5 separate regions of the Mus musculus genome follow, and regions 1, 3, 4 and 5 are each linked to region 2. Evidence: chromatin loops called from intact Hi-C (ENCODE). Cell type or tissue: heart. All regions are shown on one strand. Links, peaks and the distances in the headings refer to the core of each region. The heading gives the core; the rest is flanking DNA.

What was found. A loop is a pair of places that touch in the nucleus more often than their neighbours do. Peaks named below come from ENCODE experiments on the same cell type or tissue, not always from the same donor. Only the 100,000 strongest peaks of a DNase experiment are listed, where the experiment ranks them.
Region 1: it touches region 2 in a loop (3-fold over the local background); 14 of 42 quality-filtered maps call a loop at or near these places.
Region 3: it touches region 2 in a loop (9-fold over the local background); 13 of 42 quality-filtered maps call a loop at or near these places.
Region 4: a loop joins it to region 2, with 12 times the contacts of the local background. A loop is called at or near these places in 18 of 42 quality-filtered maps.
Region 5: it touches region 2 in a loop (4-fold over the local background); 5 of 42 quality-filtered maps call a loop at or near these places.

The regions. Positions count from the first base shown.
Region 1 is chr2:136,594,022-136,600,579 of GRCm38, reverse strand. The region is part of intron 2 of Gm32659 (a long non-coding RNA gene); the gene reads left to right. Among named protein-coding and RNA genes, the nearest start is that of Ankef1, 65 kb to the right of the region's middle. In heart, for the core only: a CTCF peak has its summit at 3,904 (motif pointing right); no DNase peak of the experiment used is centred there.
Region 2 is chr2:136,482,718-136,489,275 of GRCm38, reverse strand. It overlaps Gm32546 (a long non-coding RNA gene), which reads left to right and starts at 2,873. Exons shown (of 6, transcript XR_866766.1): 1 at 2,873-3,514; 2 at 3,864-3,943. In heart, for the core only: CTCF peaks have their summits at 3,112 and 3,328 (motif pointing left); no DNase peak of the experiment used is centred there; H3K27ac peaks cover 421 bases.
Region 3 is chr2:136,717,343-136,723,900 of GRCm38, reverse strand. All of the region lies in intron 1 of Snap25 (synaptosomal-associated protein 25), which reads right to left. Among named protein-coding and RNA genes, the nearest start is that of Gm32659, 6.3 kb to the right of the region's middle. In heart, for the core only: a CTCF peak has its summit at 3,460 (motif pointing right); no DNase peak of the experiment used is centred there.
Region 4 is chr2:137,939,600-137,946,157 of GRCm38, reverse strand. No RefSeq gene overlaps it. Among named protein-coding and RNA genes, the nearest start is that of Gm14062, 66 kb to the right of the region's middle. In heart, for the core only: a CTCF peak has its summit at 3,196 (motif pointing right); no DNase peak of the experiment used is centred there.
Region 5 is chr2:137,728,826-137,735,383 of GRCm38, reverse strand. No RefSeq gene overlaps it. Among named protein-coding and RNA genes, the nearest start is that of Gm14064, 69 kb to the right of the region's middle. In heart, for the core only: a CTCF peak has its summit at 2,750 (motif pointing right); no DNase peak of the experiment used is centred there; H3K27ac peaks cover 86 bases.

The sequences.
Region 1 (6,558 bases), core at 813-5,812, 110 kb before region 2:
GTCCTCACACTCCTCCATTGCTGGTGGGATTGCAAGCTTGTACAACCACTCTGGAAATCAGTCTGGTGGTTCCTCAGAAAATTGGACATAGTACTACCGGAAGATCCAGCAATACCTCTCCTGGGCATATATCCAGAAGATGCTCCAACTGGTAAGAAGGACACATGCTCCACTATGTACATAGCAGCCTTATTTATAATAGCCAGAAGCTGGAAAGAACCCAGATGCCCCTCAACAGAGGAATGGTTACAGAAAATGTGGTACATTTACATAATGGAGTACTACTCAGCTATTAAAAATAATGAATTTATGAAATTCTTGGGCAAATGGATGGATCTGGAGGATATCATCCTGAGTGAGGTAACCCAATCACAAAATAATTCACTTGATATGCACTCACTGATAAGTGGATATTAGCCCAGAAACTTAGAATACCCAAGATACAATTTGAAAAACACAAGAAAATCAAAAAGAAGGAAGACCAACACGTGAATACATCATTCTTCCTTAGAATAGGGAAGAAAATACCCATGTAAGGAGTTACAGAGACAAAGTTTGGAGCTGAGACAAAAGGATGGACCATCCAGAGACTACCCTACCAGGGGATTCATAATCAGCCACCAAACTCAGACACTATTGCACATGCCAGCAAGATTTTGCTGAAAGGACCCTGATATAGCTCTCTCTTGTGAGGCTATGCCAGTGCCTGGCAAATGCAGAAGTGGATGCTCATGGTCATCTATTGGATGGAACATAGGGCCCCCAATGGAGAAGCTAGAGAAAGCACCAAAGGAGCTGAAGGGGTCTGCAACCCTATAGGCGGAACAACAATATGAACTAACCAGTACCTCCAGAACTTGTGTCTCTAGCTTCATATGTAGCAGAAGATGGCCTAGTGGGCCATCATTGGGAAGAGAGGCCCCTTGGTCTTACTAACTTTATATGCCCCAATACAGGGGAATGCCAGGGCCAAGAAGTGGGAGTTGGTGGGTAGGGGAGCAGGGCAGGGGGAGGGTATAGGGGACTTTCAGGATAGCATTTGAAATGTTAATGAAGAAAATATCTAATAAAAATTGAAAAAAAAGTTGTGTGTCCTCCCAAGCAGAGGTGGCTTGACTTGGGTTTGCATTGGCTAATGAACATGGCCCAGATGACAACCCAGTAGATTAGAGTTTAGGGAGAGACCTTGCACACATTTCTCCTGTTCCTCAAAGATTTGTGATGGATAATTGTCTTTTAAAGCACTGGGTTATTTGCCATACAGTAGAAATTGACTAAACTCTATCCTAAATCTATAGTTCGTTCATGCTTATTCTCTTCCATGTAAACAATTGTTTTCCCTGAATATAATAATCTTGTCAGGCACAGAAAGGTTCCATGACCTCCTCTGAGGTGCCAGGAGAGCCAGGGTGCCAGCTTTGGCAGTGTTTTGGTTTATTCCTGTGTTCAGGGCCTCTGGGCCGAGTCACCTGTCTAGGCTACTGGATAGTCATTGTGCTGTTTCTCCTCCATAGGCCCAGCACAGCTGCTGTTTTTTTCCAAAGCCCTGTTTTCCCAGAGCTGTTAGGTAGGAGGCCTGTACGTACGTTCTCGTAGACTGTGCTGGTGACATATGTGTCTGTTAGGGACTCTTAGCACAAAGCTGGCCTGAGATGGAGAGCTCACCAAGAATACTGCAGATGCTGCAGCCAGAGAATATGTGGAGCTTTCAAGTCAGCAGAATGCAGAGTAAACAGCCCAGCTCAGAGCGAGGCAACATGTCAGTCCTGGTTTTGCTTCTTGGCTGATTCCACGGCCCTGGGAGAGATCCTTGGCCTATATTTCTGTATCTTGGTTTCTGATATCCCTTTAATTCCCTCATGCCAGGATTCAAGGGTTAAAGAGAGCTTCATACAAATGAAAAGCTCTATAAAAAACCACAAGTGTAAGTGTGTAATTAAAGCAAATTCTGACAGATTAGAGCAATGATTCTGCTTGCTGTAGCTAGCTCTGCAGCGCCATACCCCCAGGAACTGGCTAGATGTGCACCCGTGCCAGCCCCACTCAACCACCCTGAATGTGAACTTCAGGTGGGGCCCTCTTGCCTATGTTTCAAGGAGATTTGGCACAGATTTAGAGTCTAGGTTTGCTGATTTAAAGCCGTATCAGTCTTTTCTGAAAAACATGACACCCTTATTTATGTAAACGAAGTGCCTCTAGTGTTCGATAATTTTCCTCAAAATGAATGGAACAAGAAAAATAAAAGAGAAAGCAACTATAAATAATGTGCTAATGAGGAAGCAAGCCAACCTCATGTCTCTGTGGAAGCTAAGCAAAGAGGTACTTTGAATCAGTAGACAGAACTAAGACCCCAGCTGCATGCATTATGGTGACTGTCAGGGCTGGGGTCCTCGATATCTTACTGTTAGCCTGAAGAATTTCTGCAAGGAATGCTGTCTTCCTCTCTCATCTTGTCATGCTGGCATTCCCTAGGCTGACCTCTTACTCTTCCACCACATGCAGACTCAGGCCCCTCTCCATGCTACAGAGGGACTTACATCAGAAGGGTAGTTTTATAGCACATGATTCAGCCACTGCCAGGCAATGTTTGTCACATCTTATTCAGTGCACAGCAGAGCTAAATTCACCCCCTGAGCACTAGTGTATCTGATGGACATACACATAGTTCAGGCCACTTGGAATTGGATGTGGCTTATACCATGGGAGCTGGCTAAAGAAGCCACAATCAACATTCCTCTCAGTTCTCCTGGCCCAAAACCTCCATTAAGAAATTTAGGTTGTCTGAGAGCACAAGATGCTCTGGGGATAGGCCTCATCCAGGGAGTTAGGACTGGCTAATTGGGAGTGATTCCAGATGCTGCAAAGTCCACTATTGTGCTTTGAGCAGGAAGGCTCCAGGTTGCACACGCAAGGCAGAGACTCTTGGACATAGTATTTCAAGCAAGATTGCTTTGAGACATTCTGGATAGGCATACACTTTACCCACTGCCCAGGAGGCATGGTCACATGAATCTTTGAGTCAGGGGCCTGAAACCCAAAGCTTAGTGGGATAAGATGCAGGTCTGGCAAAAGTGTGGGTTTGAAGACGAGTTATTTGCTTATTTTGTTGTGTGATCTTGATAAATGCGTGCTAATGCCCTCATTTGTGCAACGAAAAAGATACTGCTTGTAAACTAAAAGATACTAATGCCCAGTAAAGTACCATTGCCTATATTTCCTCTTGTGAGCCCAGGGGATAGCAGATGTCATCAGATATGGAAATGGAGGCCTTTCCTCTTCTTCTGCTTCCTCCTGGCCAATGGCCTAATTGTCTGGTTGGGAAGAAAGCCAGGTGAGTATGATGGGCTTCTTTATAGCTCCCAGGGGTCAGATGAAGGTGATACAACCACAATGCTGGCTAATTATATTAGGAAAGCTTCCCATGGGACTGTGGAAATCGATTCACGAAAGGGCTGACAGCACCAGTTTCAGGCTGCACTCTGAGCTCGCCTACTTACCAAAGCCATAAGACATAGTAATAGCTCATGGTCCTGTCACTGACCAGGTTGCCTCCGAAGACTGGAGTCAAAAGAAAGTTATCATGGCCCCCAGGCCTGTACACCTGCCTCATCTGCAGACTCAAACCAGTTAGAGGCTTTGTGCATTTCTGGGATGAGAAGGCATTTAGACCTTGAAGACAAAAGCAGACATGCTCTTCCAAGCTCCTTAAAACACAAAGCAACTGGATGATAGCAAAGCGGCCAGGTGAATTTCTTGATCTGAGAATCCAAGTAGCCCTAAATTAGCTTTCTATATTTAGGGAGAAGCAAAAGAATGATTTGTTTATTTTCCTTTTAAAATCCAAGAGCTGGTTGAAATTTTAATAGGCTAGGAAGAACTAGCGTTCCAGAGAGAGTGAGCCCAAGATAGCCACTAGAGGGCCTCAGCGTCCCAGCAAATCTGCTCCCAGTTTGGAGGCTCAAATATTTGGTTGAATCTGATGTTTAGGGGGGACTGACTCCCATTCCTGGAACCACTTGCAGTGGGCTCTTAGCACCACACAAGAAAGAAGGAAGCCTTTCTGTTAGTAGAGTTAGATAATCAGTTGATCAATTTATTCACTGGTAACCTATCTTTGCAGGCAATAAAAATGTCCTATCATTGGGGTAAAAGCTAAGGTGAGGATGTGGGTCAATTGTGAAAGTCTAACTGAATAGAAACCTAGTTGGAGCACATACTGGTAGGGTCGAGGCTTCAGAGATATGGGCTGAAGCATCCCTTTAATTTCTCCATGCTGCCCTGCAAACAAACCCAGAGAGTATCATTTACATAAGAAGAGAGAAACCATGCTGCTTGAGGAAAATGAATGTAACTGGAGGGAATCAAGGCAGTTTCAAGAAGACACATGCTGTGCGTGTTTCTCATTTTATACAGATATATGAAATCTTACAGCGTGAGAGTAGATGAAAATCTAAGTGACCAAAAGGAACTCATCAGATAGAGGGTAGAGAAAGTGGAAAGCAGAGGTACATGAGGGGAGTATGCTAACATAACTATGTATAGTTTGCAACTATATATAGTTTAGTCATTGTCTAAAACTTGCATTCACCTTGGATTTAGCAAGAGTAGAACCTCATGGGACGATCACTCCCCAGATGATAGCAATTACCCACTATGCTAGAGGCATGAATAATTCTCTTCTGAAAATCAACTGTCCTCTAAAACAATAAGGACTTCTTCAGCTATTCTTGCAGAGCCCAAACTGAGATACTGGACAACCAGATAAGTTCTTGACCAGGACTGCTTAATTGTTTATAATTCTGATCGCTCTGTTTAATTCTTCATTTATTCAAGCCCAAGGTTCATGTCAGGACCCCTTGCCTACTGCTCGAGCCATTGTTGGTGGCCACCTTTGAACTCCTGTGTCTTCTTACAGGCCTTAATCCAATACAGTTCCCCACTCCCACCCCCTGCAACACACACACTATTATTTTAGGACACTTGATTTAAGGCTTGACAAAACGATGGCTACATCCTTTTGTACAAAGAGCTGCAGCCCTGGTTTCCTAATCTAACCAATCAGATGCTCTTGTTAGCTCTCATGTATCTTTTGGATATTAGGTTGAAGTTCACATCTTGAAGGCAGCCCACTTCCTTGTATCCAAATCTCCAGCTAAAGAATCTCATAGAATCATGAGTCTCTGCTCTTTTGTCTTGCTGAAAGATGGCATTTTTGTTGGTTTTCTTTTATTACTAAGTTCCCTCAAGGAACACTGGAACTATTCTTGATTTTGTCTAGAGCCTAGGGCAGTACCTGACACACAATGGAACCTTATAAACATTAATTACATGATGGTTGGTTGATTGGTTGGCTGACCTCAGATGTTACCAGGGTTGTCTGGGGGGGTGGTGAGGAGAGAAGAGTTAAAGGCATTATTCTGGAAGTTGATATCTTTGATCACAGCCCAGACAAGATCTAACAACTGAAGTTCACATGGGCTAAAGTAACAAATCATTTTAAGGCCATTAGTAGAAAGGAATAACTTTTTCCTCAAAGATATTATGAAAAAATTATATAAGCAATATATGTTCATGGGGAAGGATCTATAAAGTTTTCTTTTTTTAGATTTATTTATTTATATGAGTATACTGTATCTGTCATCAGACATGCCAGAAGAGGACATCAGATCGCATTACAGATGGTTGTGAGCCACCAGGTCGTTGCTGGGAATTGAACTCAGGGCCTCTGGAAGAACAGTCAGTACTCTTAATCTCTGAGGCATCTCTCCAGTCCCTATAAAAATTTAAAAATGAAAAGAAAACAGAAAAATAAGTACATGTGTAATGCTTGGGAGCTTTAAGCTATTTTCTTTCTGATATTGGCCCAGTGCATGCATGTGTATGCAGAAACCCTCCTAAAAATAGTCAGGTTCAGATCTTACCTTTTATAAGAACGCTTAGCTTTGGATGCTAAATGATATTTATTTTTAATTAAACTATTGATCATAATTTTAAATACATTTAGAATATTCCCATGTACATTTAGAATTTCAAATTCCCCAGAATAGATCATGAAGGTTGATATGAATTTTAATCCTCCTGATTTTTGAGGACATCCTAAAGTCTAAAGAAAATGACAGTAAATATGAGGTATACTACCGAGTTCCAAAGCTGTTTTTAATGGAATGCCTACTTCTGTTCAGTGACTTGGCCTCCCCAAGTATTAGTTCGAGCTTGGTAGAAGGTCTCTATGGCTGCTCCCTCTCTTTAGCCCTCAGTTTCTCTCTTTTCTTGTTTTTCCACTATAGCAGACCCTACTGATGTCCTATCTATAAACTTTCAGAGCTCATAATTCTTGTGTGTGCCAATGGCTTCTTACTTAAGGACATAGCCTTCTCTGACAGTATGAATGTGTTCACTCATGAGTGGGGCAGGCTGGGAGAGCCTAGATGCATAGATGTCCCAAGGAGCAGGTGTCAGATGATGATAAATGAGTTAGTGGACGTGTTCCAGCTCCTTGTCACATAGAAAGAACACTTTGGGAGCATAATTTGTATAGAGCTTCTCACACAACTGAGT
Region 2 (6,558 bases), core at 677-5,676:
CTCTTTGTGACAACTAGGGTAATTTCTGTCACAAATCGATTTGTGGCAGAGGAAGAATCAAGGGAACTCTTCTTATAAGTCTCCAGGACCGTGATTCTTGTTCTAACACATACTTGTATAAGCATTTCAGATTTGATACTAGCTATGCTAGACAACACAACTCTACTGCGGAAAGAGGTTTGATGTCTGCGATTTTACAGATGGATCCACTCTGGATGTAAACTAGATCTCACTTTGACTTTTCCAAAAAAATAACATTTCAAACCTTCATTTTAATCATCCCCTCAGGATACAGATTCCCTTATTTAGTGACAGATTAAACCAGTAGCCATCGAGATTTCAGTCCATTTAAAATGGCTACAGTTGGCTACTGCAGCCAAATCATACATTTAATATCCCTTAATTTCCAGATCAAATTTCACAAGGCTCCCTATCAATATGTCTGCTTCCACCCACATTTCAGAACTTTTCAGAAGCCAAATGATGCCCTGCCCTGATTTATGTGTACCTGGACACCCAGAGGCTTCTCTGCTCTCCATCAGTCTTTAAAGTCCAGGAAACATACCTGAAAAGAACTGCAGTGCAGTGAGTTAGAACAAGCTTGGAGTTTTCTGTTACAAAGCAAGCTGCGTGACCTGATACATGCTGTGGGTCTGGTGGTGGAGTGATTTCACCTTAGACTCAGCAGCCCCTGAGTTCTGCTTTGTGCTTTTCCAAGTCATGAATATACCCTGAAAAGACTTTTCCCTAAAGCACTACTCCAGGGGAAGGTCAAGATGTACTTCGCTTACATTGACACTTCTTCCCCCATCAATGTTAGGTGATGTTGTATTGGCTTGTATTTTATACTATTAATTTACAGAGTCAGAAGCCTTTGTAGCCCCATATAATACACTTAAATATGATGACTATAACATCTTCTCGATATTAATTAGGTGAACCTCCAGGCTTATAAAAAGGATCAAGTCTTCCTTGTCAGTTGACACGAGGCTTCCTTCCATGGCTTGCTCTGGCCAATAAAACGTGTTTAGAAATATCAGCAAGCAGTCTTGAGTGTGAGAGCTATGTTTTGTATTTTGTGGTTTTACCATGATGCTTTTTCCACAGCTCTTGACCCACAAGCCCCAGAGAGAATGGTTCTTGAGCCTGGGTGGGCTCCAGATGCAAGACCCACAGCTGATCTGTGAGTGTTACACACAATGGACGAGAAAGGAAGTGCTGATGTTGCAAGCTATTCAGATTTGGAAGTGGGGTATCTTTTTACCCACAGTATAATTCAGTCCCAGGTGAATAAGGTAATTAGCATTCCTTTTAGTAGCAGAAAACTATTTTAAGAATAGAAGGAGAAAGAATAGGAAGAAAAAAAAGAATAGAAGAAAAGTCAGTCACCAGGAGTAAAATGTTACAAGCTTTAAGATTCTTGGTTTAGCATCTTCTTAAGTCCTTGGTAGGATATTGGATGCCTATGGTTAGAGGCACCTGATAACCTTTTTTCTTCTTCTTGCCAGGATGAATAGGTCTGAAATTTTAATACCCCCCCCCTTTATAGCCCACCAGTAAGCTAGCACTATGGGCTTCTCTGGTAGGGGTTTATATTGTTGGAAGACAATTGGAAGAATGGATTGTCTGAATTTGTAGTGGTGCTCACAGTAATGATTGGGTGTGACATTCCCAACAGAATTACGGCCAAGTACAGAGAAATAACTAAAGTGAACTATCTAGTCAGGCACAGTTGAGACACACTCTATATCAAAGGGTAATGTCATTTTGGCAAGTCAGCAATTACCTAAAAAAACGAGACTGAATGTGGTGCAAGCGAGAACTTCCTATCTTCGGTAAAGCATGAAGACTTTGGTTTTGAATTCAGGCACACCTCTCATAACTTAAACTCTGCATTTTAATGTCCGCTGTTGTCTTTGGAAGCCACGTGATGAATGGGTATGTCCTTCAGCCAGTCCGCATTTAAATTCAGGGTACATGGTAAATGCATGCATCTTTCTGCCCCTCTGCATTTAAAGATTTCCCCGTAGCTTATTAGTGGCTCGTCCTTGGGAGCTGTTTACTGTTTCTCAATGTCAATGTCTTCTGTTGAAATAAAGGGGCAGTGATAGCACCTGACTCAGGTCATTGCAAAGATAAAAGGAATCAATGAATACAAAGTCTGGTAAAAAAGCCTTGGGTGCTTAAATAATGTAAGCTATCATCACAGGGATGCATCTTTCTCTCTCTCTCTCTCTCTCTCTCTCTCTCTCTCTCTCTCTCTCTCTCTCTCCCTCCCTCCCTCCCTCCCTCCCCCCCTCTCTGTTCCTCTTCCTTTTTCAATTTGTTATGCAACTTGAAGTAGCAGCAACTGAAGATGTTTCACGAATTAGCTACTTCAGGTCAATATCTTCTTGTGAGACCACTGGAGTCAAGAACAATGTGTAACCAGCAGCTACTAGGACAATGCATAGCAGCTGGGGTAACGTGCTCATCATTTAGTTATTTGGGTTGAAGTTCTAATTGCAACGTGACTTCCTTGTTTTCTATACCAGGACTTCTTTCTGAACCTTGAAAACTGATTTTACAAAACAGATACTAGACAATAAATCCTATCACATAGAAAGGAGAAGGTCTCAACCTCTGTGCTCCTGAAAAGATGGCTGTTTTTCAGACAGCTATATGAGCCCCTTTCTCTTCACATAGCTGCTATTGCTTTTAAGAGCCATTTTGAATGTTGCAAAAGCATATTAGTTTAGTATCAAATAATCAGTTTGTTCCTCTATCCATATGTATATATACATATGTATATATACATACACACACACATGTGTATACATACATATCACACACACACACACACACACACACACACACACACACACACACACGTGTGTATATTTTGACCAAGCAAAAGATAATTGTGGGATAATAATTTCCCCCCAAAGTTGTAGGCCTTAAATACATTCTAAGGAGATTTATGCTACTTTCCATACTCCAAGACCTTTTGACCTGTGGGGAAAGTGTCTGTTCACATTAAATGAGAAATGCCAGTGCTCTGTTGAAACTTGCAGCCTGTATATGAAAACAGCCCACTGGCTACAGCTTTGTGTTACAACACAAACACTGAACTCTTCATTGAGTCCAGTGAGACAGTGAAATGTGATGCAGCTCAGACAGGAGAGAATAAGAAACGACTCTGTAAGCCTTGGGAGACTGTAGAAGTTAGGGCCATTTTCCAGGGGTGTTCTGTCAGTGTTTGTTTTTCCCACAGGCCCTTGCTTTTTTTCTTCCTCCTTTCTCTACCCTCCCACCCCCGCCCCTTTCTGTGTATTACACACATCAACAGCGCCACCTACTGGCCTGTTCTATTGATTTTTTTTCTTTCCTGATTTTACAGCTTTTATGGAAGCTGGTTTCACTTTCCATGGCTCTGTGCTTGTTCTGCTGAGAACCTTTGCGGTAACGTAATAGCTCTTCATTATGAAAACGGCATTTCAGAGCAAACAAATGTTCCTACACCACCTTTTCTTTGGTATGATAATTTATGTAAATAACAATGTTATTAGTTTTCCTTTTAAGGTATAGTGTAAATGAATGTGTTGTCTTAGAAAACATATAAAATTAGCAACCCAATAACATTAGCCAGTTAGGCAACCTAGTTTGCTTTTATTTCCTTAAATATTGTTTCTGCATTCAGGAGGGTGTGTGTGTGTGCACATATAATATATACATATATGTTTTATTACGCACTTATATATTATGTTACCCTGAGAGTTGTAGATTATTATCTTCTTTTAAAATGAAGTTAGGAGATGTACTTAGTACATGTTTATAACAATGGGGCATTAGAATAACTTTATGAATATATTATTCATTTTCAGATCCTTGCTTGCAGAAAATGTAGACATTCTGCTTTTTTCATATTTTTGCTGAACAGTGAGTCTGATCAACTGGATGAAAAGTGAGTCATGGCTGTTTGGAAGCTTGGTAGCCCCCAGCACGGCCTCCTCGTGTTTGGCTACTTAGAATCAGTGGCTTGCAAATAAGAGATTGGTAAATATTTGAAAGACAGGGGAAGGGAAGAGCACTTGACTTGGACTATCACACAGTAGCATGTAAGGGTTTGGCTTGATGCAGGGCTGGGGACCAGGATCCATGTGTGGTATAGTGAGGAAGGGATCCAGAAAGGGGCCGAAGCAAGATGGCAAAACCTTAGCTGATTCTGCTTGGGAGCAGTGGAGCATGAAGTGTGTCCCTTTTTTGACTGTGAACTTGTCCTTCTGTGTGTAGGGAGGGAACTGGAAGCAACTGCTATTTATCTAAGAGTCATACTAACTGCAGAATGAGATCCAAGAAAAAAAGAAAAAAGAAAGAAAAACATATTAATTGGTGTTTCAACACAAATCAAATGGAGTATCAAGCTGGGACCATTTCTGTGTTGGAAAGGGAGGGAGGGAGGGAGGAGAGGAGGGGAGGGGAGGAGAGAGACCCTGATAACCCTCAATCCTCCCTGCCCTCCATTTTGTTATTTCAGAAGAACTAAACTCAGAATGTACAGAAGCCACCAAGATGTCATATGATTAGGGATCAGCAATGGCATGAGGGCATTTTGTAATCTGTTGAGGGCTGTGAACACAAGATAGAGTCATTTGTGACATGCTCTTCCAGTTTAGGAAGCATTTGTTTAATAGGGAGGAGGTTGTGGAGATCAGGTAAAAGTTAACACTTTCCTTCAGCATTTGAGAGAATTGTCCGAAATATCATGGAAATCTTAAAAAAAAAGTCATGTTTCTCAGATATAGTCAACATGTCCTGATTTTTTTCCTTGAAAAGCTGAAAACAACCCAGATGTCCCACAACAGGAGAATGGACACAGAAAATGTAGTTCATTTACACAATGAAATACTACTCAGCTATTAAGAACGAAGACATCCTGAGTTTTTCAGGCAAATGGATGGAACTAGAAAAGATCATCCTGAGTGAAGTAACTCAGACCCAAAAGGACATTACTAATAAGTTAGATTACTAATTAGTGTACTCACTAATAAGTGGATATTAGCCAAAGAAAGAAAGAAAGAAAGAAAGAAAGAAAGAAAGAAAGAAAGAAAGAAGGAAGGAAGGAAGGAAGGAAGGAAGGAGAGAGAGAGAGAGAGAGAGAGAGAGAGAGAGAGAGAGAGAGAGAGAAAGAAAGAAAGAAAGAAAGAAAGAAAGAAAGAAAGAAAGAAAGAAAGAAAGAAACGCACATAATACCCAAGATACAGTCCACAGAACTCATAAAGGTCAACAAGCTGAAGGGCCCAAGTGAGGATTCCTCAATCCCACTTGGGAGGAAGAGGAAAGCAATCAAAGGGAGAAGGGAGGGAGGGAGGGACTTTGGAGGGAAAGGGGATAGGGGTAGAGGAGATCATGATCTGGTATTGGGGGGGGGGCGGGGGAAGGACTGAGGGCCAGCAGAAAGGATAGAAACAAGCAATCTCGGGAGGTAGGAGTTTGGGGGGACCCTCCAGAATGTACTAGAGACCTGGGAGGTGAGAGACTCTAAAGACTCAAAGGGAGGGGCCTTAGATGAAATGCGCTACATTGGGGAGAGGGAACTTGTAGAGCCCACCCCCAGCAGGAAGACAGGGCATCAAGTGAGGGATGAGGTTGCCATCCCACAGTCAAAACGCTGACCCATAATTGTTCCTTCCTGAAAGAACTGCAGGGATGGAAATGGAGAGGAGCCTGAAGTAAAGAAGGTCCAGAAACAGGCCCAAGGTGTGATCAAGGGGAGACACCAAGGCCTAACACTTACTGAGGCTATGGAACACTCACAAAAAGGACCTATCATGACTGCCCTCTGAAATACCCAATAAGCAGCTGAAAGAGTCAGATGCAGGTATTTGCACCAACAAATAGACAGAAACTGCTGGCCCCTATGGTTGAATTAGGGGAAAGCTGGGAGAAGCTGAGGAGGAGGGCATCCCTATAGAAGGACCAGCAGTCTCAATTAATCTGGACCCCTGAGATCTCTCAGACACTGGACCACCAACCAAGCAGCATACACCAGCTGATGTGAGATCCCGAACACATATATACAGGAGGGGACTGCGGGTCTGGATTTAGTCAGAGAAGAAGCACCCAGCCCTCAAGAGACGGGAGGCCCCAGGGAGATTAGAGGTCTGCTGGGGTGGGGTAGAGACATCCCTTTGGAGACAGGGGAGAGGGGAGGAGGTATAGGATCTGCAACAGTTGGGAGGAGAATAAAATTTGGAGTATAAAACAAACAAACAAACAAATAAAAGAAAATGAGTACATCAGTATATTCTCATCTCCAGCTTTTGAATTATATTTATTAATTTCATATTATAACGCTCTTTTGTACTAGTAATATCAGCCACTAATCTCAGTTAGAATACCTTCAATATTCACTACAAACCACTACATCTAAATCTTCTAAGTTGTTTTGTTATTATTGTTTGATGTTTTTGTCTCATGCTTAGGATTCTCTTGCCTCTAACTGGGAAGTCTTGGGAATAGATCTGTCATTACCACAACCCAGTTTGTTTTTATTTTTATTTCAATAGCCCTAAATTG
Region 3 (6,558 bases), core at 484-5,483, 230 kb before region 2:
TGGTCACTCATACCATCATATGCACCTGACTTAGCCTGGAAGACTGTGCTCTTGGAGGTTTGCTGACTCACTGGCAGCATGCAGTCTATTACAGTAGTGGTTCTCAACCTGTGGGGTGAGGGGGTAAAAAAAAAAAAACCCTTTCACAGGGTCGCATATCAGATATCCGGAATATCAGATATTTACATTGTGATTCAGAACAGTAGCAAAACTACAGTTATGAAGTAGCAATGAAAGAATTTCATGGTTGGGCGTGGGGGGGTCATCACAACATGAGGAACTGCACTAAAGGGTTGCAGCATTAGAAAGGCTGAGAACTACTGTGTTTAGAAAGCCTCAATGAATTATATGTAAATGTTGAAAACTCATGGGTAGAAAGAAAAAAAAAATGTGGACTTTATAGTCAGAGAGACAAGAGCTCCAAACAGTTTAAATGTTTCCAAGGAGATTATGTGAAATAACCTAAGCAAAAGTTGAGTGTACTATCTAGGGGTCATTTAGCCAATTATTTGTTGTTATTTTCTTTGTGGTCATTCGACTGTTTATATATTCTGTGGAAAGTAGACACAGAGTTACTATCTACTACTTTTTAAAACTTCCTTTATGAGAAAATATGGAGAAAAAGACATACAAAAATCCTTGTTCAGTTGGTGATAAATATTGGTTTTCCTAAGATAAATGAAGCTGATATGCTATGCGTATTTTTGTTCTTCTAACAAAGTGGATGCTGGACGCTGGATGTTAAAGGACATTTTTTGCAGAAAGCCAAATCAAGATGGACAGCACGTATACACCATGCCGATCCTAATGAAGCAGTGTGCGCTTCTGAAGACAAGGGCTGACCAAAGGCACAAATCAATGCCTCAATCTATGTATGGGCAACGATTAAAAATATCATTTGATCCTAATGATTAATATAGACCTTTAAATGTATGCACAAGACACGCTAAACACCTTGGCTTCCTATATGAAAATGGGTTAAATCACTCTTAGGTAATGGCCGTGAATATCTGAATACAGTTCTGCTTTTAAGCAATGCTTTTCTTGAGAATTCTTTATGCTTCATCAGCATTTTAACCCCTGGCTGATAGATGATACAACATCATAGTAGAATAATAAGTTGTTTACCATAGTCTGGTAGCTATTCAAGGTAAGCCAAACACCTCTTTCAGACATAATCTTATCCCAACATTTAGGGTGAATCGACCTGCAGAGCTACAGAACAGTTAGTGTGTTTTCCAGATTGAAATTTCTGGTTGATTCAAGGCAGAACTAGTTACTGGAGTGAAATTCATTTCTCTGAAGAAAAAACAAACAAACAAACAAAAAACATGGTGATATCTTCAGTCACTTGCTTATCCCATTCGATCTGGTGCATGACGGCTACTAAGAAATCAAGAGCTGCTATCTCTGATCTCTAGGGCTTCTATATTCTACTAAGGAAGAAAAAGGTATAGGTAGGTAATTATAAAGTTATGCCATAAACCTTCAAGGGAGGTGGAAATGGGAACATAGTTAACTGATAAACGCAAGTAAAGTCTAAAAGTAGGGGTTGGAAAACTAACCTATATCCTACTTCATTCTCAATCTCTGACTGATGGCCCATAATGGGGCACTTTCAGGGGAGGAAAGTACAAAAATACTGCATTTTCTCTCCTGGTCACCTTGGCTTTTTATTGTTCCAAGCATTTCAGATTGCAGCGTAGTCTTTTTTTGGCCTAAAAGGTAGCAAGATTTTTTTTTTTTTTTTGGTTTTTCGAGACAGGGTTTCTCTGTATAGCCCTCGCTGTCCTGGAACTCACTTTGTAGACCAGGCTGGCCTTGAACTCAGAAATCCGCCTGCCTCTGCCTCCCGAATGCTGGGATTAAAGGCGTGCGCCACCACCGCCCAGCTAATTTTTGGGAAATAGTCAAATCAATTAAGTAGGCCCTACAGACTTTCTAGCTAAGAAGTCTTTTCTCTAAAGAAAAAAAGACAATTAAATAGTTATTGTTCATTTATTGAATGTAGTTACGTTTATATTTGGCAATAGTTGTATCCCATAATCCTTATCAACTTTTTCTACTTATCTACAAAATTCAAGCTTATCACCATTATCACCCGGCGGTAGCAAGATTCTTGATGCTTTACTCTTTCCCCTTGGTAAGAAGTGGTTTACACAGGCAGGTATCCCTATGAAGACGGATGCTGAAATACAAAACTATATTTAAGGGATATATATTGTCTTATGATTGCCATGTAAATGAAGACAAATTTACCCAAAGGCATATCTTAGTTATTTATTTAGTCTAGGTGACAATGTTTCTTAATATATTCATTCATGATAGAGTGGCCTTATTGTAGGTAGGTACTGACTAATACAGAAAACCTTAGGTCAACTGCATCTGTTGAGTTTTTTTTATGTGTGTGCATACACCTGGGTATGCATGGGTGTTCATGAATTCATGTGCTTATATGTCTGGAGGCCAGAAAATAGCCTCAGGAATGTCAGGTGTTTAAGAATAACATCTGCATCATTTGAGGCAGGGTCTTTTCATGTCATGGAGCTCATTATTAAAGATGGACTAGCTGGCCAGCAAGCCCCAGTCCTCCTGTCTCTGTCTTCCCAGCACTAAGACTGTGGGCACGGGCCACCATGCCTTGTTTTTCATGTGGGTTCTGGAGTTTACATTTAGGTCCTTCTGCTTGCAAGACAAACAACCTTACTCACTGCACAATCTTTTTAGCCTCCATGTTCTCTTCTAAGTTGGGTTAAAAGAAAGAGATCCTATTTAAAACATGTTTCCTAAAGTACTTCTGTCGGCATAGGGTATGCTTAGCATGTCATACTGAGAGCAGAGACATTTATTTTATTTACTACTGTGTCTGCAGAACCAGGATAGTGTTTTCTGGCTAATTGGTAGCTTGTTCAGAAAATGTTTGCTGAATGAATGAGTGAATATGTTGCAGTAACGCTAATGATGTTTGAGAAGTTCATGGACAAGTTAGAAAATCCCATTATGTTCAACAATTCTCAAACATAAACCAGGAATATGATTTTGATTTCTAGTAAAGATCTCATGACTTCTCATTAAAATAAAAGGCATCATTCCACAAGACTCCCTCATATGAAACCAGTTCACTGATGTTCTTCCCAGCAGGCTTTCTGGCATTTATCTCACTTTACTTTCTACTTAGCAATAAAAAAAGTCACAGTGTGACTTAAGTATGGCTGGCCATCAAGCAAACGTTTACTAACTACAGGGAATTTAAGAAATGTTTGCTTTGTATTTCCTAGTCAGTATTTTCTGAAGCTGTAAAATAAAAAAAAAGAGAAATATAAACAAAGGATATCAACACCTTGGCCCCAGATTCTCAATGGAAAGGGAATTCAGTCACAGTTTGCCTGTCTCTCAAAGCTCATCTGAGCACATTCTCTGAAACAGAAATGAGGCAGGCGTGCAGGGCTGAACTCTGGCCTCAGGGGGGCACCCGAGAGAGGCTTTCGTTTCCACCCATGCTGCCCAGTATAGGGCAGAAAGCACTGATTGAAGCCATGGAATGTCATCTTCTAAGTTCAAAAATCTAGAACCAGTGTCCTCAGAATAAAATAAGTGAAGGGGAAGCCGAGATTAGAAGCTCAGTTTGTAGAACTTAACACTTTGGGGGGGGGGGGGGGGAATCATCTTGCCCTTGATGTCTAAAAAAACGGGCCTTCCACCTGGAAAGCCAAGAAATGAGTCAGCAGATCGAACAGAATGGTCAATCGTAGGATTATCAGGCCAAAAAGCAGCAAAAGGATCAGATTTATCTCTTCTTGGTTAAACAAGAAGCCATAAACTTAGCAGAGCAGTCATTTAGCATCAATCCCAAGTTGATATCAAAAGTCACTTTCTCTAGACTGACTGAAAAAGGGACATTAATCTTTAAAACAGGATTTTCCCCTATATCTTTTTGGGATACAGACTTGTGTATAACAACCAGTTAACTGTGGTAAAGGATAATGTTTGTGAGTCAGCAGAAAACCAACAAGAAAACAATCAGTGACAATCTTTTCTTGCCTTGTAACAGTTTACCTGGATGAACAAAGCTGGAATCTGAAGTCAACTATAGAGGCAAGGAGTCTTTTCTGAAATAAGAGGATTGATTTTTCTGTCTCTGTCTCTGTCTCTGTCTCTGTCCCTGTCCCTGTCTCTGCCCCTCTCCCCCTCCCCCTCTCCCTTTCCCTCTCTCCCTCTCCCCCTCCCTCTCTTTCGCTCCCTTTCCCTCTCCCCCTCTCCCTCTGCCTCTCCCTCTCCCTCTCCGATATAACCCAGAGCCTCACATATGGTAAGCAGGTGCTGGACCACTGTACCTTCAACCATGTGCGATCATTTTTTGTTTACACTGTATCATATGATTCAGGTCATATAGAAATATGACTTTTTAAAATACTTAGCAGTTCAGAAATTCTGCAGAGGTATTTTTTCTCTCTTATAAATGGCAGACGGAGAGCAGAAGTTAGAAAATAAAAGCCAACAAACTGCTTTAAGTAAGACACAGGAGATGAGAAAAGTAGAATCTTGAAGCGAAAATTCAAACCTAATTTATTTTTTACAAGGAATTTAAAATGTTTGGGAAAGCTGCAGGACATAGTATATACTAGATGACCAAGGATCTGAATAAGGAGGGCAGACATTCAAGGCAGTGATGATGTTGAACAGAGCTTTGAAGCAAAAGGCAGGATTTCTTGCCTGACTAGAAAGATGATATCAAATAATTTGGGGCAGAGGGAATACAAAAAAAGACTAAGAAAGGGATATGATACTGAGGACACATGAATTCTAAGATCTGTGACTGCAGGTTGACAGCAGAAGCATTGCTGAGACAACAGGATCCAAAAGCCTTTCTTCTGAGGCCCACACACGTCGCTGAGGCCTTTCAGCTGCGTCAGAATAGCAGCAATACTGACCAACACTGTCTGTGGATGAGGAGACCAAGTTTTACAGTGCCCTGGTGGGTTATTAGGAGACTGATTCTGAAAACAGGAAATTATAAGCAGTTGCTTCAGGAGAGCTGTGAGCATGCCTCGATTCTCAAACCAGGAGGGAAAGATGGGGGAAAAAATCACGTGCAGAGGCCTGCAGTATAGTTTAGGGGATGAGTGCTTGCTTAGCATGCTTAATGCTCTGGGTCCAATCCTGTCTGTCTATCTATCATCTGTCTATCTGTCTATCTGTCTATCTGTCTATCTATCTATCTATCTATCTATCTATCTATCTATCTATCTATCTAGCATCTATCTACCTATCAATGTATATTCACTGTGATTCATTTGACCAGCAAGAAAAGTGATGATACAAAAAGCAACCAAGTACATTCAGCTAGCACCCTGGTCTCTGGAGTCAGACTGACTACAATTATTCCCGTTCAGCTCTCTGATATGTCATTTAGCTCTTGGCTCTATCTCAGCCACTTCACCTGTAAAACTGAAATGATTTACTACAAAGTCATTACCAACACTTGGTGAACTAGCAGCAGAGATAGCTCAGGCCATCTCACACCTGGCCCCCCACAAAGTACTTCGGATTAGTCTTTGCCTTAGGCATCTCTGTCCTTTAAAATCGAATTCATGGCTTACTAAATGCTATTGTATTGTATCAGACACATGACTGTAGTTTACATAGTTCATTTAAAATCAGAATTCACTTGAACTTTTTCAGGGGAAAAGTATAGCTAGCGATCTTGGTGAAGATAATAATGTAAAAAAAAAAAAAACAACACAGCTATTGTTACAGCAATGACAGCAATTCTGAAGTCTCTTTCCTTTTATAGGACTAATTTCTTTGAAACAGTTTCCCCACTCACCATGTCTTGCTTTCTTGACACTGTGATTCACATCTTCCTTTTCTCTTACCTGAGAAAGGTCCTCTGGACCCAGCTTGACAACCTCCTCCTAAAGTTTCAATGACATTCCCTTCCCCCAACTTCCCATGAGCTGGGAGGTCACACATTACCACATCACATTTCTTCTGCCAGTGATTTGGTAAATAGCGAAAGGGGGAAATCACGTTGTGTTTCTGACAGAAGGCAAGTAATCAAATCTATGCTTGTAACCTCCATTCCTTCCTCTGCAGTGATGATGCTGTTGGCTATTTTGGTTTAGTATTTCTATCAGTATTTAGAATTTTGACATTTTACTATGGGAGTGGCAACTACAAGGTTAAAAAACAGAAATGTGTGTAGTTTAGACTTCAATCCAGCTCTAGGATATAGGGAACCAAGAAGAATCAGCCTGCTTAGTTGGAAAAGAAATGTGTTCTGTTATTTACCTCTGCTTACCCCAGCTTTATAAAATGTTACCACCACGCTCCATTTTTAGGCACTGGTTCAATTTGTCATGCAGTATGTAACACATTGTGAAAAACCGACCCCTTCCTGCCCCAATTCAGTGCATTTGCCAATGTGGAATATTCAGAGAGAGGGAGAGACCGTTCTACACTATGTTTATTATTCAAATGTACATCCTAGGATCTCTGATCACCTGGTTTCTGACCTGCCTTTTAATTTCCCTAGCATGTATTCATCTCAGATAGTTT
Region 4 (6,558 bases), core at 626-5,625, 1.5 Mb before region 2:
TTGCATTAAGATCTCACTTCTCTCAGGCATCACAGAAGAGTGTGGGAGCCCAGCATACACATATCTGAACATAGCGACACTTTGGGGCCCAACCCCAAGGCTAATATTTGCTCCAGAGCTCCACCCTGAGAGGACGATGCTTCCTTAGATCATCGCCATCCACAGGTATCACTCTTTAATCAACATCCTGCACTCCAGAGTCTGCTTTGAAATTTGAGCACAGATGTCCCCACCTACAATAGTAACTAAATAAATGTGGAGGATAGGAAATCCAAAGGAAAATTAAAGACTACAGTTTGCAGAATGTGGGCTCATAGAAATAAATACAGACATGGTGGCTTCAATTTTGTTTGTTTATTTGTTTTATTTTTGTGACAGGCTGGCCTGGAACTCATTTTGTGGCTCAGGCTGACCCTGTGCCCATGGCAATCCTGCTATGTCAGCCTCCTGGGTGCTAGCATTATAATAGTCACGAGTTCCCAGGACTGACTGACATAGTAGTGGTTTCTTAGAATACATTTTATATTCCTGGAAAGTGGCACTGAGTTGTTACTGTATAAAATAAATCAGAATAGAAATTGTATTGATTCATTGGGCTCATAATGCAGACACATGTGAGAATTTGCCCTAAGACAAGCTGTTGGAGGACACTGTCTACCAGGCATGGCATGGCCTTCACCCCCTTGAACCCAACAGCTGTAATTGCCTGAGGATACGCATACAAACCTAGGCTCACTGACAGCCCATCATGAAGTGTGGCAGGACTCATGATGTCCGCCTGCACCTTCCCCAAAGATAAGACAATTAGCTATTGCTGACAACTGGATACCTTTTGTTGGTGATATAGCTGCCCATAAGCTGGCCACGATCCTGAACATAACCCAGTTAAGAAAATCGGTTTGCTAAGCCCACCTGGGTGGAATCATTGCTTTGTTTCTATCTGCAGTTCTGAGTGGGGTAAGAAAACATTTGCTAAGATCTTTGCAAAACAGGTTCTCACACCTCCTGCACATATCTTTATGCACGGCGGGATATCATGTGCTCACAGAGTCCTCACTGCTTCATTCTTTTTTTTTTTTAAAGCAACTCTTTGATTTTTTTTAATTAGGTATTTTCTTCATTTACATTTCCAATGCTATCCCAAAAGTCCCCCATTCCCTCCCCCACCACTCCCCTACCCACCCACTCCCACTTCTTGGCCCTGGCGTTCCCCTGTACTGAGGCATATAAAGTTTGCAAGACCAATGGGCTTCGCTTTCCACTGATGGCTGACTAGGCCATCTTCTGATACATATGCAGAGGGGGGTGGGTGGTGGGAGAGTGGGGAGGGTACTGGTTAGTCCATATTGTTGTTCCACCTATAGGGTTGTAGATCCCTTTAGCTCCTTGGGTACTTTCTTTAGCTCCTCCATTGGGAGCCCTATGATCCATCCAATAGCTGACTGTGAGCATCCACTTCTGTGTTTGCTAGGCCCCGGTATAGCCTCACAAGAGACAGCTATATCAGGTTCACTGCTTCATTCTTATGTAAAAAGAATTAAAGAAAAACACTGGTCTTCCTTCTTCTTGATTTTCTTGTGTTTTGCAAATTGTATCTTGGGTACTGTAGGTTTCTGGGCTAATATCCACTTATCAGTGAGTGTATATCAAGTGACTGCTTTCATGATTGGGTTACCTCATTCAGGATGATATCCTCCAGATACATCCATTTGCCTAAGAACTTCATACCCATGGAAGGAGTTACAGAGACAAATTTGGAGCTAAGACAAAAGGATGGACCACCCAGAGACTGCCCCACCCAGGGGTACATCCCATAATCAGTCACCAAATGCAGACACTATTGCATACCCCAGCAAGGTTTCACTGAAAGGACCCTGATATAGCTGTCTCTTGTGAGGCTATGCCAGTGCCTGGCAAATACAGAAGTGGATGCTCACAGTCAGCTATTGGATGGAACACAGGGCCCCCAATAGAGGAGCTAGAGAAAGTATCCAAGGAGTTGAAAGGGTCTCAAACCCTATAGGTGGAACAACATTATGAACTAACCAGTACCCCAGAGCTCGTGTCTCTAGCTGCATATGTATCAGAAGATGGCCTAGTCGGCCATCAATGGGAAGAGAGGCCCCTCGGTCTTGCAAACTATATATGCCCCAGTACAGGGGAACACCAGGGCCAAGAAGTGGAGGTGGGTGGGTAGGGGAGCAGGGTGTGTGGGGGGAGAGGGTATAGGGGACTTTTGGGATAGCATTTGAAATGTAAATGAAGAAAATACCTAATTAAAAAAAATTTAAAAAGATGGCTTGTCTCTCCCCCAAACCCATTCTTTCAGAGGATAGAAACATTAGATAAAAGAGGGACAAAAATAAATAAGCTGCCAAATAAAATTTTAAAGGACAGGTGGATTCTAGGTAGTCTTTGGGATCAGGAAACGCATGCTCTGACTAACATGATGTTCTTCTCGAGCACATAGGGCTAAGCCACTGTAGACTGAACATCATAAATACATGAGACAAAATGAACTTTTTCCTTTTTAAGTTTTTGCTGTTAGCTATTGTCGTCTCAGTGACAAGAAACACAATTGGCAGAGGGACACCTAATGGCTTCCTGATGCACCAGTGTGACAGACTACGTGCACAACAGTGCAGAAACATCCTTGGAAATGGGTAAGGTGAGGATCCTGGAAATGGGTTGTAGTTCTGGCTCTGCTCTGGCTCTGTCCCTTGACAATGCTGACATTTAACAACTCTGCGTTTGTGATTTCCCATGGATTAAACCTAAAGTTATATTTGAGGAAGCCTTAAGACACACCCCCTGGAAGAAGATGTGTTGATTAAGATTCCCTGTATTCTTTATAAACCGTCAGGTAGTCCTGAAAACGCACAAAAGCATGCGGTAGTTATAGGTAGGAGCATCTATAGGTTGTGATCCTTTTTTGGTCTTATGGCAGAGAGACAGCTGTTTCTCATGGCTGACTTATGTATCCTGCTCTTTAACAGAAACCATCTTTAATGGATGTAGGTATCAGTCCCAGCCTGGCTTCAACTTATCCACGATGATGAATCAATACGAAAAACTCTTGGAAGCTCAGCTAAGCATAGATGCCTTACAAATGTTGAGAATCTGCATATGCAGCTTTTGCACACATGCTCACAGTAAAACCAGTGCGTTGCTTTCTTCTGAAACCGAACTCCAGAATTTAGCCAGCAGAGGGCGACAGTTGATAATATTTGAACGATGAGCTGGTTTCCCGTCCTTTCAGGAGACAACACTGGCTTGAAGTGCTTCTTCTTTGTTTATGCTTTTCTGTCAAATATGGTCAACATTACACCTCAAAGAAGAGTTGGAAACATCATAATTTAACTTTAAGAACAAAAAAATGAAGTCAATGAAACTCTGCTTGGTCATATTTACAAGACTTACAAGTTTTTGGGTTTGTTTGTTTGTATTGTTTTGTTTGCTTTTTAGTGTTCGTGTTAGAACTAGAGAAGGGGAAAAGTTCAAATACTTTGGACAATTGCCCAAATGTAGGTAGCTTGATTCAAATGGGACTCTCGTGGCATGCTCAGAGACACTGCCTCCAAGGTGTCTCTTTGTAATTGACTCTTAGCTGTAATAATTTGCCAAAATTGTGGACTCAGCCTTAGAAGAAACATTTAGGTCATCTTTAACATAAATGATCTAAATAGTGTTATTTCCACAGATGCATAAAATAGCATGGACCCAGGCTGAGAAGTTCTTTGGGTTATCAAGCCACACCTTCAACTGTGTGCTGCTGCTGAGTACAAGGTCACTCCGTTGGAACTCAGTAAGAAAAATCATTAGAATGTTTAATTGCTCTCAGGACGCAAAGCTTCTGTGTGCATGTGGATTACAGTGCTGGGTTCACATGACTACTTGTGGGGTGAAAAGAAAGGCTACAACCAACACACAAAGTGTAATAATACCTGCCAGAATTGGGGAAGTCAGCACATCAACAATACATCAACAACAGAAAAACCCTGTCCACAGACTAAGCAATTCTTCCATTTTAAGATGATGTTAAACGGGAAGATTTCAGCTGTCTTCTGGCCATTTTTAAAGTATTCTAGTAATCTGGATTGTTACTCTCTATTGCAGTTTTGACTTTTAACTATTACACAGTTGCCAAGGACAGAGACAAGAATCAGGAGCACCGCACCCCCATAACCGTGTGTGTGTGTGTGTGTGTGTGTGTGTGTGTGAGAGAGAGAGAGAGAGAGAGAGAGAGAGAGAGAGAGAGAGAGAGAGAAAGAGATTCTAGACCACAGACTCTTGTATCATGTTGGCCCCACAATGGCTTTATATAAATGAGCCATTCTTGTGTCCCAGTTATCCTCCCAATTATCTCTCTTGATGCCTACTTTCCATTAACATTTAAACACAAAACAACACTGGCAAAATATGTTAGAAACAATATTTAAGTATAGGCTTCAATGGTGAGTATTTGTAGTTTTATTTCAATTCTTAGAATCAAGTCCTGAACACTCTGAACTCTGACAATGCAACACATGGTTAGTACCTTTTAATTTGTGGCAATGTAAAAATTATAGACACTTTGTATATAAAGGGAAGAGAAAACATGAGGCACATCTTTGGAAAAGAAATTTTTATCGATACCGTTCCTTTAAACTTACCTTCTGGTCTGATTTTAAAAGTGAGGCCCAACACTGTCATCACTTAGATTCATTTGATCAGTTACAAAATATTTCAAAGTAATTAAAACATTACAAAATTTTAAAAACACACCAGAACACATACTAGCTACATTTATCACTGCTATGATGAAATACTTGACAAGAAGCAACTGAAGGGAGGAAGGCATTATTTAGGTTGATGGCTTTTGAAGGTACAAATTCACTGTGGCAGAGAAGGCATGGTGGGGCAGGCAGTTTATGCCAGAAGAGAAATTAGATCCCTCTCCTAAGGACCCATTTCCTCAAGCTAGATCCCATCTCATAAATGTTCTTCAACTTCCATTATTGCACGGTTAGCTGTGGCCAAATGTTCCCTGGGTTTTGCTGGTCAGTCAGCCTGCCTCAACTGGGAAGCCCTGGATTCAGTGAGAGATTGGTGAGGACATCTCACCTTTGGCTTCTGCAAACATATCCATGCATACACAAATGAGTGCGCAAGGGCACACACATACACACACACACACACACACACACACACACACACACACAAAAACATGACTTGGAGAAAATTCATTAGTAAGTCCATAGCAGAAATACTTAAGGGTTTGGTGATGTGGTCATTATTTTTCTAAATTTCTTTATGACTCCTCCCCTAAAAATTTGGATATCTCACTAAGAACTGTGTATAAATGTTTACATACAGATGTTTTTGAAGCTACTGTATTCAATTCTCATCTGAACAATGAGAGCCCTGTGGTGTCACCAAGGCCCTCTAAGTTTTAAAAAAGAAAGAATAAACTGTTTTTATAATCTATGGTGAGTTGTATAAAATTTGGATGAGGATCATAATTACAGGTTCATTATTAAGCAAGACTTCCCTGGGGTGATGGAACATATCCCCAGTGATGTGGAGAGGACAAATATAAGTACCGTATTCTTCCCATAGCCTGAGATGCTACCCACATGCAGGATACGACCGCGTGTAGTGGAGCTGAGTTACTGCCACAGCTTAAAGCTTTTGTCTCTGCAACAAAGATAGCCCAGCAGATCCATCCCACTAACCTGAGACTTCAGAATCAAGGAACAGGTAGAGAGAAGCAAGTACTAAGCCCTATTCCTTTATGTTTTGTGATCTACAATTTTATTTGTTCCAATCAGCCACTTTCCAAATTAATAAATGGAAATTTTCAGAAATAAGCAATTTTTTAATTTAGCTTTGTTCATGTAAGTAACTTTTATTGATAGTATTCTGTTATAATTGTTCTTATTAGTTATTGTTTTTAATCTTTTACTGTGTTTCATTTTAAGTTAACCTTTAATTTAGACATGCATGTACAGAATATATATGTATATGTATAAATATATGAAGTATGGGCAATCTACTCTGGGTCATGAGTCCATTCCCTGGCCCCTCTACACACATGTATACACACAGACAGATAAGTGGTGGATTATTGTGGGCTTAGGGAAAGAAAGACTAGAGGCTGTGATGAACATACTCCCTATGACACAGATATGATCAGGTCCGTAAAGCCTGAAGCTCCTGAAGAACAGGCTTAATGAGTGGCAAACTCTTTTTATTCCTGAGAAATTCCAAGAGGCTTTGCATGCTTTCCTTCTGTGCCCTTACCCTCTGAAGCACAAGAATCCCACCTGGGCCTTTGCTGTTTGCTGTAGTTTGCTCCACCCCAGCTGAAGGACAGAGTACTTGAAACCAGAGTCAGCAACCAGACCAAAAGCAAATGGATTTGGTGAGGCAATCCTGCTCCAAAAACCCTCAGTGTATCGGGTTACACCCCTACACCTTCAACCAATTGTACATAGAAAGTAGTTTCAAAAATTTCCCAGCGCATATTCTGACCATTTTGTCATAATTCACTCACCAAAGAGTGCAGTTTAACAATTA
Region 5 (6,558 bases), core at 862-5,861, 1.2 Mb before region 2:
ATATACGGTCAGTCAGTCATTTATATCTCTTCTCTTTCTATTTATTTATTTATTTATTTATTTATTTATTTGGAAAGTGGAGGTGAGTGTGACCTTCACAAGATACTTTACAACAGTCTAGAACATTCTCATATACGGTCAGTCAGTCATTTATATCTCTTCTCTTTCTATTTATTTATTTATTTATTTATTGATTGATTTATTTGGAAAGTGGAGGTGAGTGTGACCTTCACAAGATACTTTACAACAGTCTATTCTCTCCTACAATGTAATTCCCAGGAACAGAACTCAGGTCAACTGGTTTGGGGAATGCCTGTTTGCTTTGAATCTTCAGATGTGTGTATTGCATTTGGAATACCCAGAGAGTTAAACAAATTATTATGTGGTCATGGGGAGGGGCATTCAAGAGAGAGAGGAAAAGCTATTACATTATACAAAAATTAGAGGGGAATACTGGAGCAGGAAATAATAAATCAGGGTGGGAGATGGGGGGCGGTAGGAGGGAGGAGGAAATATGGGATGCCCAATTAACACCAAAGGCCTTTTGAAAAAGCCATTTGGAGACCCACGACTATAGAAGCTTCCTAAAATTTATACTAGTGAATACATAAAAAGAGTTTTAATGAAGTTTCTCTACAACAGAAGGACACCACATGCTAGCAAATAGAAACATAAGCACCAGGAATTGTTTACATCTTTGTGAGATTTGGGCCAATGGAATTTTAAAAATCCTTCACCCCAACATTACAAGCTATTTGCCAGTGTTCTTGGTTACCTCCAGTACTCAAAGGTTAAAAAAAAAAAAAAAAAACCTATTGGTGAAGTCACCAAAAACTGGACTTGCATATAAATAAATAGATAGATAGATAGATAGATAGATAGATAGATAGATAGATAGATAGATAGATAAAATCAAGCTGGTACTCACTTGTAAACTTCACCGCTATTGGCTATTATAAATGCTAAAAGGTGGTATCTGCACTACCAGAGGAGAACCAGCTGCAAGCTGCAACAAAGACTGCCCCGGAAAGATACGCCAATTGGTGCAATAGTGGCACAAATATTTTTAAAGTAACCAATCACTTTCCTTTTTTTTCTTTTTTGAAGATTTATTTATTTATTATATGTAAGTACACTGTAGCTGTCTTCAGACACCCCAGAAGAGGGCATCAGATATCATTATGGATGGTTGTGAGCCACCATGTGGTTGCTGGGATTTGAACTCGGGACCGTTGGAAGAGCAGTCAGTGCTCTTAACTGCTGAGCCATCTCTCCAACCTAACCAATCACTTTCTTATTGGCTCTTAGGTACTCTCCCTGAGATGAAATCTTTTTCTGTGACTGTTAAAAGGCACTGTCAACATGTGCCTAGATATGTTATAAGCCCTAAAGGAGAACCTACTACTGGTTTTCTGCTAAATGGCCATATTATAAAATGACTCATAATGATCTCTACTCATAAAACGGTACCACTACCCACCCTCATCAGCAAAGATAAAAGCCCCTAACTTTATAACAGGTTGACAGTAAGAGATGGTGGAATGCTCAGCCATAGATCGGATGGAATTGCACAGGCTGTGGTGAGGCACAAGCTCAACGTGGAAGGAGAGACATGAAAACAAAATCCTAGAGGAAACTATTGGCATTTGATAGCTTTGAGAAGAAGGAGAGCCAGCTTTGACATCACATGATGGCATGTCTTGTCTTGACCCATGGTAGGTTGACTACACTGCAGAGGAACCCTCACATAAAGAAAGGAAGAAAATGAAAAAAAGAAAAACTCAAAGTTTGGTGGATGGGAAATCGCAGGTAAAGAGAATAATTATGGAAGGAGTTGGGGTAATTATATTATATGATCAGACGCTACTGTATGGAATTCACAGAAAGAAATACAAATATTATTTTCCAAGGGAATCTCTAAATTAGCAACTTTCCAATATGTTTTATGCAGGAGAAACTTTTGTTTAATGTAGAAGAAATGTATTTTTTAAAGGATCTGCAATCATAAATAAAACCCCAAGGCATTCCTTAACAAACTCTTAGTTCCCACTCTATCCTGAAACTCTTTGCACCCCATAACATATCTCTGATAGCCCAAGCTCTGCAGACTACAGATCAAATATCTAACCAGTAGAAATTCTTCTTCACAGGTTATTTCCCAATCCAAGCACCAATAAGGTGACAATTCTGGATTTTCATATTACTCAGCATGAACCAAGGCAAGACTTTAAGATCTTCTAGAGAGAAAGTTTTGAATTTACTCATCTAGCACACTAAACTTTCTTCAAATCCTGAAGTCAGTTAAAATGGAAATGCTTTATCATGACTGTCTCCAATTAATAAAAAGAACAGGTTTCAATAAAGAATAAAGTTAATAAGGGATGTAAAGCTTCGTCTTGGTGGGATAATTTGCACGTGTGTCTTACCCAAGCTTTTGAATGTGAACTTGAGAATGAGACGTTCTGATTTCTCACAGCTCTTCAACAGCTCCTGAGAACCACAGATTTTATGTCATTAGTTGCTGCTTTGAGAATAGACAAGGGGAGAGGAGTCTCTGTTGATTCCTGTTGCATTCTGCAGGCAGGCTTGTTTGTTCACTCTTTCTAATGTGTTGTTCTTGACCCTCTATGAACAAGGTGTGGAACCTGGTTTATCTGTCTGCAGTAGAAAGTATTATGAAATAAGGACAGCAGGGTCATTTCTGAACAAACTCTTGGAACATTTGAGCTGGCTTTATTTTCCTTTGTCACTAGATGTCACTGCATACACAAGTGTGCTCCCATGGCTAAAGCCATCAGAGCCAGAGAGCTGGGCTACAAGCTTCTGGAAGCCTTCACTGTCGTCCTACTTGGAAGATATCAGTACCTTGGATCTCTTTGAGGCATTCTCAAAATCTAGTTTAATTAGTCTAATCTCTCCTAATACTTTGTCGTCTTCCATATTGTGTGAGATCCAATATAAATGTGTACAAGCCTTTTGCCTTTCAGTGGGATCTTTGGCAGGACTTAAATGTGGTAAATTAATCTTACTCTCCATTTCTTTCTTTTAGAACTCTGGACAGGATATAAATTGGCTATTTATCTCCTACTCCTAATCCAGGCCTGTATCCTATTAAAAAAAAAAAACAAAAACAAAAAACAAAACAAAAAAACCCAGCAATGATATGTCTTCAAGCAGAGTAAACATTAAGTCAATACTTATAACTGACTTCAAATATGTTTGCTAGCAAGTGTCCGTATACATCTGCTCCAAGCTAAAAGAGTTTGCTTTAAAATGAATAGTCCTATTATCCAGTCTCTTTCCACATTTCAGGCTTCTACTTGTGTTTCCTGAGTACACAGGTGTCCTTGGTTAAACCGATAGGCCTCTCCCATCATTTTCCCTAGCAAGTTTTGCTGTCTTTTCAACAAGCACTTAAGGGATTCCTTCAAGTGAATATTTCAGGGCTCTATGGAAAGAGTAATTCAAATCTCCCCAAGAAAATTGGTGAAAACCCTGGCTTCTCAAAGATCTCCTACCTCAGGTGGAATGTTACCTCCCTGAGTTGATCTGCCCTTACCTCCTGGGGGTGGGGATTGTAACTTTGGCAATTAACATTTGAAAACTGCCACCTTCTTGAAGGGGCACCTGGAAATTGAATCTCTGACTGTGTATTGAGATCTGCTCACAGTCCCCAGAATAATCATCGTAAGGTGTTAAAGACCCAAGTTATGAGTCTTCTGTGTAATTGTGGAAAACCTAGACCTCAATTACTTCCTTCACAAAAAATGAAAAAAGAAAATTATGCCCCTTATCACACCATGTATTAAGAGAATCAATCAAGGTATAAATTGTGCCAGAGTTGGGGCAGGATAGTTATAGAAAAACATATCTTCTTTCCTGTAATTATTTTATTGCAAGGTGTGCACTTAGATTAAAGCATGGATAGATTCGTAACACTTTGAAAACTGATCATTTACTTCTTAAAGGCTCCTTTTTAATGTTTTACCTAATGATCAAACATGATTAGTGGATCATTGGCCAGATATTGTCCACGCAGCTAACAGGCAAATGGAGAGAAATTAAAACGAAGGAAGCTTGGCAGAATGTGGTAGCATGCTCTGGGCACTCAAATGAAGAAGACAGAGCTTTTTTATTGCCATGGAAACAGAGGGTCAGACTGGCAAGTCAACAAGGTAGTCTCAGAAGAGGCAAACTTGTTCTTTGCTGGCCTGCCCATCAGTTTTATTTCTAAGAACTACAGCCTGAGAGAAAACTGTGCAGATGTTGGTGAGTATGGCGTCATACTTTGATGCGGCTAAGGTAAGTAAACCAATGATCTAGGACGATTGCATTTTCGATGAAGTGCACATGATTTTAAAAATGGGGTAAAGAGAAAAAGAGCAGACAAAACTCCAACAATTTTAATTGAATCGTAAATGCAGTCGGGATTTGTCCCCTATCGACTCTTTATACACTTGTTTGCCTCTTTTTAAAAAAACGGTGCTGATGACGTCACATTCGGTAAATGGTGGCTTCAAGCCCTGGCCCACTCCTCTCCTCCTCAGTTTGGATTGCTGAGAGCGCCACAAGGCTGAGGCCATCCTCTAATTAAGGGCAGGATTAGCGCTCAATAGCCCATGTGTTGCTCTTGGTGGCTTTCAGCCCTTATGGTTTCTCGCTTCCTTATGGTCACTGTGGCCACCTAGAAATTCTTTTCAGGATTATAATAACCAGATCAGCTGCTGCAGCCTGGAGCCGGGCAGGACAAAGGGAGGCGGAGGGCACTCCCGCAGGGGACTGTCTGTTCACAGATCCCAGCGGGCATTTCGGGGTCACATCAAACAAAACCATCATGGAGCCCCATTGGATAGTGCTCCATTCCACAAGACCCGCTGCCTCCTACTTAAGGTCTGTGGGATATGCTCCAATAGGATGTACTTTTGCCAAAAGAAATACTAGCAAGATGGTGGGGGTGGGGTAGAAAATGACCAGGCCCAGCCTGAAGCAGACAGCTCTCCACTGAAATCGCAAAGTAGGTACAGGAGTTTCTTCTAGGATCTGTTTTTAATTCTGATTTGGGGAGAGGTCATTTTAATAACCACAAATGGGAAATGAGAGGGCATTTGTTTTATCCTGAAATGACAAGGGGCGGCTCCCTGATTCTGCTTTACTCCACAGACAGGTTTCTTCTGCCCCACGTGCCCAGAGACTGCATCTTGTGAACAGCTTTTTCCTAAGCAGCATCTGGTCCCTCTTGGGAGATTCCATAGACATTTTGTCTCTTTCAGATTTTCAATGGTGTCCTCTGTGGGCGGGAGGGGACCATCTGGCTAAGCGTCACCTGGCTGGCTGAGCCTGCCTAGCTACCCGCTGCTCACTGCTGAGCATTCCTCTACATCAAACAGCTATGGGACCCACCAGGGACCTGGCAGAGTAATAGACAATGGGCTACAGAGCTAGGAAGATGGTATCAATAATAATGCGTTTTATATAACAAACTGCCAATAATAATACTTTTATACAACAAACTGCACCACGTGACTTTAGAATAGGGACTTATCAGGAGCGTGTTACCTCCTCACCATGTGCACCCTCATGGCTTTATACAATTTATCACTGACTGTTTTGCTTCTGAAAGGGGCGGGGGGGGGGCGTCGGGGAGGAAAGAGTCATCTTTGCCTTAAAAAGACAATAGTAAGGAGGCACAAAGGTATGGGTTTCAGTAGACTGGAACTAAAGTGTATGTTTTAATCATTTAGTAAAGGGACTTTTTACAGAGAAGCAGTGTGTTTGGGGACAAGCACTGAGGGATTGTGGCATCCCGGAATTGTCACCATGCATGAGATGAAAGGGCAGCCAGAGAATGTTTATTGCAAACCAGGGAGATGGAGTTAAATGGGGAAGGACATCCTGGCTCGAACTGTGAACATTATTTGAAGGCTACAGCAAGGTGTGGCCAGCGGAGGGAGTAGGTGATAACTAGGCCTAAAATCCCAGCTTCCTCTCACTCTGTAAATCTCTCTCTGGCACCTCCCACTTGCCAAAGCAAGCAGCAGCCCTGCCCATTTCCCTTGACATCGAAAGCCTTTTACTCTTGAGACATTTGGCCTAAGGGCTTTTATCAGGGAACTATGAATGGCTCAAATGTCCTGCAAATGTACTGGGTAGCTGATGTACACCACAGCTAGCCTAAACCTTAACTGATGGGAAATAATAAATAAATCCACTATGCCACAACCCCCAACTTCCATCACCTCCTAGAATTCCTACATGATCTAGCAGCAGGGTGCCCACTGAGGGCTTGAATACTAACACATCCATCTCCTGGCTTGTACTTTCCCTGTCTCTCTTCCTTGTGCTTCTGTTGGTCCCTCCCATCAAATTCACAATTACCACTGTCTTTCTTATCTGAGATCACATCTCTGAGGATCCTGAGTGAAGGCAGAACCTAATGATCTCCTCCTGCTGGCTTTCCAGGGTGCATAACATGAAAAGAGGCAAAGGGAGACATGAGAGAAATAAAGTCTCTCAACACAGCCCATCCTACCCAACCCCCTACAACAAGCTAGCACTCAC